2 separate regions of the Homo sapiens genome follow, and region 1 is linked to region 2. The links are chromatin contacts, found by Hi-C or POLR2A ChIA-PET in ENCODE. All regions are on one chromosome and are shown on one strand. Each heading gives the region's core, a stretch centred on a gene start or an enhancer-like site at or near the end of the contact. The rest is flanking DNA. Distances are from core to core; before and after follow the strand shown. Region 1 overlaps LOC102724152 (a long non-coding RNA gene). Region 2 overlaps PLG (plasminogen).

What was found. A loop is a pair of places that touch in the nucleus more often than their neighbours do. ChIA-PET counts read pairs that join two places held with the same protein, here RNA polymerase II (POLR2A). Pooled maps may share reads with other maps.
Region 1: a loop to region 2 is called in a map with no recorded cell type, with 8 times the contacts of the local background. The contact joins two enhancer-like sites. A Hi-C loop is called at or near these places in 1 of 37 single-sample maps with no recorded cell type and 2 of 50 pooled maps. POLR2A ChIA-PET finds 5 or more read pairs at or near these places in 1 of 52 experiments (OCI-LY7).

The regions. Positions count from the first base shown.
Region 1 is chr6:163,665,855-163,669,707 of GRCh38, forward strand. The region is part of intron 1 of LOC102724152 (a long non-coding RNA gene); the gene reads right to left. Among named protein-coding and RNA genes, the nearest start is that of QKI, 250 kb to the left of the region's middle. Within about 2 kb of position 1,962, at least 6 of the 41 ENCODE cell types and tissues checked have a DNase peak (open chromatin) inside an H3K27ac peak, as active enhancers do; they include OCI-LY7, where a contact is called at or near this core.
Region 2 is chr6:160,739,704-160,743,815 of GRCh38, forward strand. PLG (plasminogen) reads left to right here. Exons shown (of 19, transcript NM_000301.5): 17 at 1,608-1,714. Among named protein-coding and RNA genes, the nearest start is that of PLG, 40 kb to the left of the region's middle. RefSeq lists an enhancer at 2,655-2,724. Within about 2 kb of position 2,633, at least 2 of the 41 ENCODE cell types and tissues checked have a DNase peak (open chromatin) inside an H3K27ac peak, as active enhancers do; they include OCI-LY7, where a contact is called at or near this core.

The DNA.
Region 1 (3,853 bases), core at 712-3,211, 2.9 Mb after region 2:
GGAATTTTACATCTCTGTAAAAATTTTGACCTCTCAAGCAAATGCACAACAGCAATTTAAAACAATTTGGTTGTAGGGCAGAAAAGTGTGCTCCCTGTCTTTTGGGAGACTGGCCTGGGGAAGAAGATAATTGGGGCTAAGACCATCTATTAGCTTCTACTCCAGTGCATGTGTGGTGCTCATCAAGTGAAAAACCACCCCCTCCAGGCCCCGCCCCATGGTCCTACTGGATTATATAATGGACCTCAATAATTCCAAATGAGCTATTATACTCTGCCATATAATTATATATTTAGGACACATGTAGGGTTAAAAAAAGAAATCCACAGGAAAACACTGAAACAAATTGCAGAGCAATTTCAGTGACTGATTATATTTAAGCTGCAGTGTGTCAGCTGTTCTCATATTTTTTTTTCAGAGTTCCCAAATCCGTTAGACAATATTCTGAAGCTATCAAACACTGGTCTTTATTTTTGAATCAAAGTCATTTTAGAAACCACGTCCCTGATCTTTTCGAGACTCATAAAATATAAAAATGGCATCTCATTTTTTTTTTGGACAAGCTTTTTATCTTCTTTGTCCTCTTCAGATAATAAAAATACTAACAATAACAAATAAAAGCAGTTGTCATTTACCGAGCTCACGTTCTCTGCCAAGTACTGTGGTATGTATTTTATATCAACTCATTTTAGTTTTCACAGCAAACTTAGGAAGGAGCCATGAGTTGTATGAAGTTCCTGTGGTTGAGGAAGTTTAAATATCATGTTTAAAGACACACAACTCATAAATGATGAAGTTATTACTAGAACTGGGCTAATCTATTCTTATAAGTTTTAGCAAAATGACAGCTATAAATTTCCATTTCCCAGAGTATTTTCATATGTGTTGTCTCATTGATTTTTCACAGTCCTGAACATAGATCAAGGCTCAGTAGAGTGTGGTTGCGATTTTACAGAGGGAAACCCAAGGCTCAGAGAGGTCATGATTTACCCAAACACAGCTCACTTCCAATAGGGCTGCTGAGGCCGTGGCCACGCTCTGCACCAAACAAAGCCAGTGTGCAAATTGGGCCATTGGACCCAGCTCCAGTGCTCATTCACAATCCCACACTGAAAAAAGCAAGAGAACAGAACGAACGCACATGCAAAACCACCTATATGGCATCAAGGAGGTCTTTTTCCTCAAGTATGAGCTAGGCTTTTCCAGCCTGGCTGGAAAGCCTAGCAGAGAATGGGATTCTCTGCTAAGGTCAACAAGATGCGGCGCAGCCACTACCTACGAAGCTGCTTAGCACGCCCCACTGTGTGCCTGCCCAGGGGAGGACACGCAGCCCTAGGGGTCTGCTTATGATTTCTGCCCCTGCTTGTCTCTGCTGCTTGCAGCCAGCGCTGGCTGGACATGGAGAGCCAGCACCGAGTTCCATTGCTTCCATTTGGCACCAAGTGCCTGATGGAGCTGTCCACTCTCAACAAGAAAGGGGCCTGAGGTGTTGGGGCAGAATGAGGGTCCTCGCTTGAGCTCACCTTGACTCTTCTCACAGGCCAGGCCATGAAGGGAAGGGAAACGGAGCAAAGCCAAGAGACAGGGAAAAGTGTGGGGGATAACCTGGGGGCTGGAGGGCTGGTTGGGGGGTGCAAGGGGCGGTCGCGGTGAAATCTGGCCTTACGGGCACGGTGCTAGTGGGGAGAACGTTAAAGGAAGTCACTTTAATCTTCAGAATGAGCTCAGAGGTCCACAGGGTGGATATGGAACCCCTATTCATTCATTTAATATATGATTAGATGTCAGTGTTGTTGGAGTTACATTTTAGGAAATGACTATTCATAATGGAAGTCCTGGCACGGTTTCTTTCTAATCAGCAAAACGGGGTGGTGGGCTCAGCTGTGGCACCCTCGCAAGAGGCTCTTAATTTACGAGTGATGTTAAATTATGCTGGCTGCCAGATAGTCAGATACGGGAAGTGATACAATAAGTCATTGGGGATGTGCTAGTTCTTCTTTTTTCATTTGACAACCACAGGAAGTGGCCATTAGCCAAGCCATCTGAGAGAAAGCATCTGATTGCTCTGCTACGTGCACAGTATCTTGAGTAACTGCAAAAGCCTGAGAGGAAGGACTGCAGGGGGTGGGGATGAGAAGCAGGGTGAGGGGGAGGATAGAGATCTGGGGGTCAGGGCCCTCAGAAGCTAGCATCAGGACAGCTCATGTGGCTTGTTTTTCGCAGGCTCCCCAGGGACTATTCCAGGTTGGGCTAAGCCTAGTCAGGTTTGTCAAAGCCCTACAAAAATAGTTCATGTTATTTCTGTGGCAAATCATGCACAAAGAACTTATGAATAACTAATTTCTTACTTGGCTCTTTTCTAGAAAGGGTAATTCAATACAATGCGCTTTCCAGTCTGTCACAACTGCACGAGGGCAGAGGCAGATTGCAGGTGGGGCAGGACTTCGTAGCCAGGACAAACTTGACTGCAGAGGGTAGCCTGTTCCTCAACCTTCTGAAGCCCTGACTGAGACTTGAAACTGTAGAGAAATTAGCAGGATTCTGGGGAGAACAGAGTCTGGAGAGAACAGAATGGAGTGTGCATGTTTGAAGATGTATAGTTTCTAACAGCAATTTCAGTGCTTGTAGGCAATTTATAAATATTCGAGAAAGATGCTACCATACTTGGCTGAAAGGCTGACGGAGATGGTATTAGGTAACGGAAGTTACAGACAGTGGATGTATGAAGCTGATATTATAGGAGTCCCCTTTCCATCTGGGCAGTATGAACAGGTTGCAACTTACCCTCCTAGTTAGATCCTAGCCGTCTTAGCTTCCTTTTCTGGCATGGCCAGCCATTGCTTTCTGACCTCTTTGAAATAAATACTTTTATGCCCATAAAAAGAGTGTTTTTTTTTTGAATTAAGAAAAAAAGACTTTGATTGGATGGTTTCTAAGCTTTCTTGCACATCGGAGTCACTGGGTGATCTTGATAACATTCCAGTGCCTTTCTTTTCTTTTTTTTTTTTTTTTTTTTTTTTTGAGACAGAGTCTCGCTCTGTCGCCCAGGCTGGAGTGCAGTGGTGTGATCTTGGCTCACTGCAAGCCCCGCCTCCCGGGTTCACGCCATTCTCCTGCCTCAGCCTCTCCGAGTAGCTGGGACTACAGGCACCCACCACCATGCCTGGCTAATTTTTAGTATTTTTAGTAGAGATGGGGTTTCACTGTGGTCTCGATCTCCTGACCTCGTGATCCGCCCGCCTCGGCCTCCCAAAGTGCTGAGGTTACAAGCATGAGCCACCGTGCCCCGCTTTTCAGGGCTTTTCAAAGATCATTTTCTCCAACTCAATGTCCCTGCATTTTCCAGAGTTTGTTTGTTAGCATTGGGTAGCAGTCAGACTGGTTATTTTGCTGTAACAAACGACCGTGATATCTCATGTTGGAGGGGCAAGGAAGCACAAGCCCATCTTATTCCCAGAAGGAAAGCCAGAAATATTTGTAGGAAAGTGATAGCTATGCCACAGGGATTATTGATTTTGCATTCTAGATTCTTTTAGTTTGAGTAATTCCTTCCAGAATTTTTTGTCTTATAATTTTGAGAATTAAGATATTAATTTTGCTGCCTCAAAATGGAAATGCTTTCTGGAACCAGGAAGGCAATACCTCTGGTTTTCTTGGACACTTTTGTGACCATTTTCTTAGTTTTGATTACTTCAGCAGTTAGGATTTTTTTAAACAAACAAACAAATCAAAACAATAAATCCTACTGGTAGATCTGACATAGCTAGTGATTTTTGCACAAGGGCAAAGGAAATCAAAGAGCATAGAGCCTCTGTATGGTTTTGGGAGAAGGTAATCTTTCCTCTTGGACTTG
Region 2 (4,112 bases), core at 1,383-3,882:
TGAGTTATGATCGTGTCACTGCATTCCAGCCTGGGCGACAGAGTAAGACACTGTACCAAAAAAAAAAACACCAAAAAAACAAAAAACAAACAAAAAAAAAACAACTTCACAATGTCAAAAAAATCACAAATACAGTTTATAAATGTAAATTATATTATTATTATTGTCTTCTTTGATTTGATTTTCTCTTTCCTGTTGAAATGTTGTTTCACTAAGCCTGACAAAGTGAAACATTTGCTTATGTCACTCATTTAGTGCTGTTTGGAGCCAGATACTAGTTGAGTCAGCTAAGAAACAGCTATTTGTAGGAGAAGCAGGTTTGGGACAGGTGACAAGGCACGCAGGGCGCTCGCTGTGCTGGTGGTTCTGGAAGACAGGGTGTCAGTGTGGACAGGGATGAGCATGGCCTGGATGAGAAGGCACGGGGCAGGAGCCTGAGCTGCTCTCCTGGGCCTGGCCACAAGCCCAGGGCAGCTTCTCTGGGTCTGTGAACTGAGGGGTGATGTCCTGGGATGCTCTGACACTCTAGAAGGAGAGAAGAGCCTTTCCAGCTCAGCCTTTATAAACAGTAGCTGATCTCCCTCCTGCTCCCCAGTGTCCTCCCCGCCATCCCAGCAAATGTGCAAATAGAAGGTCCCCGTTCCTCATGATCCTCAGAGAGCTGGGGTGTTCTGATGGCTTGAACAAGTAATTTGGAAATTTTGGGTTTTGGAGGAGTTCTCTGATAGGCTGATACATTTCGAGTTTAGAGTTCCCACCCCACATCCCCACACCCCGAGTCTAGGGCATTTAGTGCTCCACCAGGGAACCTGTAGAGTGAGGACGTCTGCATGACAGGCTGGGCCTTCTGATGATGCTCAGAAGCAGAAAGTGTGCCTGCTTCAAAGTTGGTGACGATGATGTTTCTTGATCAGAATAGGGCATTTCTTATTTCCAATCCTTTATCCTCTTGAACTTACTAAAGTAGAATCAGGTCTAAAAACCGGAGTTCTAATGTTTGAGAGTCCCTGGGACTCTAAAGTATATGAATGTTCTTTGAAAACAAATACCATTTTGTTCAAGCAAAAGGCTTATTTCCAATCCTCTTTCATTTGGTATCAAGTATTTTACTGGATTCTTACAACTATGGCGTAGTAACATTCACTGAGGAGGAAATGGAGGATCCAAGGATGGAGCAAGTTGCTCTGGGCACACAACACATTTGCAATTTTACAGCCTCTTGGTGGCATCTCAGTCAGACATTCCATGCACTGATCAATGCCCTATTCGATTAATGTAAAAGGACACACTCAGCATGAGATTCCAGTTGTGCACAGAATATACATGAGAAGTGCGCCTTTGTCATCCCTACTTTCAAAGGTGAAGGCCACCAGCAGTATCTTGCATGCAACTGATGCCTTTCAAATGAAACCTTACATCTGCATAGTCCATAGACAACCACAGGCAAATGTGAGGGTGAAACTCTGTGTTCTACGTTGCTCTGTGTCAGTGAAGCAAGGCAGTGCCAGTTCAGAGGGCTCTGGGGCCTCAAGACAGGGATGACTGGTTGTGGGTACTGCAGCTGCGAGCAGAGCAGTCAAACATAACTGCTGATGCTTTTCTTTCAGTCCTGCCGTCATCACTGACAAAGTAATCCCAGCTTGTCTGCCATCCCCAAATTATGTGGTCGCTGACCGGACCGAATGTTTCATCACTGGCTGGGGAGAAACCCAAGGTGAGATAAATTCCATTGCCCACATAACGAATTGGTTTTGACCTACAGTCCATGTGACAAAATGATCATTTTGGAGAAAGCTGTGCAAATTCCTATCCATGAATGTGGTCCACCCCACTCCTGATTTTGCCTGGGCACCTGTCTATGTCTTAATCAGTCTTCAAGGCACATGATCAAAGGGAGGAAAACTGTGTCTTTGAGTCTCTCTCTCTCTCTCTGTTTTCAGAACATTTTTATTTCAATTAATTAATTTTTAACTTTTATTTTAGGTTCAGGGGTACATGTGCAAGTTTCTTGTATATGTAAACAGTGGTTTGTCATGCAGATTATTTTGTCACCTAGGTACTAACCCTAGTACCCAATTCTTAGTATTTCCTGCTCCTCTCCCTCCTCCCACTCTTCTCCCTCAAGTAGGCCCCAGTGTCTGTTGCTCTCTTCTTTGTGTCCATGAGTTCTCATCACTTAGCTCCCACTTATAACTGTGAACATGTGGTATTTGGTTTTCTGTTCCTGTGTTAGTTTTCTAAGAATAACGGCCTCCAGCTCCATTCATGTTCCTGTAAAAGATATTACCTCATTCTTTCTTATGGCTAAACAGTATTCCATGGTGTATATGTACCACATATTCTTCATCCAATGTGTCATTGATGGTCATATAGGTGATTCCATGTCTTTGCTACTGTGAATAGTGCTGCAATGAACATTCATGTGCATGTGTCTTTAGGGTAGAATGATTTATATTCCTCTAGGTATATCGCCAGTAGTAGGATTGCTGGGTTGAAAGTTAGTTCTGCTTTTAGCTCTTTGAGAATCACCATACTGCTTTCTACAGTGGATGAACTAATTTACAGTCCCACCAGCTGTTAGTGTTCTCTTTTCTCTGCAACCTTGCCAGCATCTGTTATTTTTTGACTTTTTAGGAAGCCATTCTGGCTGGTGTGAGATGATTTTTCATTGTGGTTTTGATTTGCATTTCTCTAACGATCAGTGATATTGAGCTTTTTTTCATATGTTTGTTGGCCACAGGCATGTCTTCTTTAGAAAAGTGTGTTAGTGTCCCCTGTCCATTTTTTAATGGGGTTTTTTTTTTCTTGTAAATTTGTTTAAGTTCCTCATAGATGCTGGATATTAGACCTTTTTCAGGTGCATAGTTTGCAAATATTTTCTCCTGTTCTCTAGGTTTTCCCTTTACTCCCTTGAGAGTTTCTTTTTCTGTCCAGAAGCTCTTAAGTTTAATTAGATCCCATTTGTCAATTTTTGCCTTTGTTGAGATTGCTTTTGGCATCTTCATGAAATTTTTGCCCGTTCCTATGTCCAGGATGGTGTTACCTAGGTTGTCTTCCAGGATTTTTGTACTTTTGGATTTTACATTTAAGTCTTTAATCCATCTTGAGTTGATTTCTGTATATGGTGTAAGGAAAGGGGTCCAGTTTCCATCTTCTACATATGGCTAGCCAGTTACCCCAGCACCATTTATTGAATAGGGAGTTATTTTCCCATTGCTTGTTTTTGTCAGCTTTGTTAAAAATCAGATGTCTGTAGGTGTGTGGCCTTATTTCTGGGCTCTCTATTCTGTTCCACTGGTCTACGTGTCTTTTTTTTTTTTTTTTTTTACCAGTACCATGCTGTTTTTGTTACTGTAGCCCTGAAGTATAGTTTGAAGCCAGGTAATGTGATGTCTCCAGCTTTGTTCTTTTTGTTTAGGATTGCCTTGGCTATTCTGGCTCCTTTTTGGTTATATATAAATTTTTGAAGTAGTTTTTTAATAGTGCTGTGAAGAATATCATTGGCAGTTTGATAGGAATAGCAATGAATCTGTAAATTACTTTGGGCAGTATGGCCATTTTAATGATATTGATTCTTCCAATCCATGAGCATGGGATGTTTTTCCATTCATTTGTGTCATCTCTGATTTCTTTGAGCAGTGTTTTGTAATTCTTATTGTAGAGATCTTTACCTCTCTGGTTAGCTGTATTCTTACATATTTTATTCTTTTTGTGGCATTTGTGAATGGGACTGTGTTCCTGATTTGCCTCTGGGCTTGGCTGTTGTTGGTGTAAAGGGATGCTAGTGATTTTTGTACATTGATTTTATATCCTGAAACTTTGCTGGAGTTGATTATCAGCTGAAGGAGCTTTTGGGCTGAGACTATGGGGTTTTCTAGACATAGAGTCATGTCATCTGCCAACAGGGATCGTTTGATTTCCTCTCTTCCTATCTGGATGCCCTTTATTTCTTTCTCTTGCCTGATTGCTCTGACCAGGGCTTCCAATACTATGTTGAATAGGAGTGGTGAAAGAGGGCATCCTTATCTTGTGCCAGTTTTCAAGGGGAATGCTTCCAGCTTTTGCCCATTTAGTATGATGTTGGCTGTGGACTTGTCATAGCTGTCTCTTAT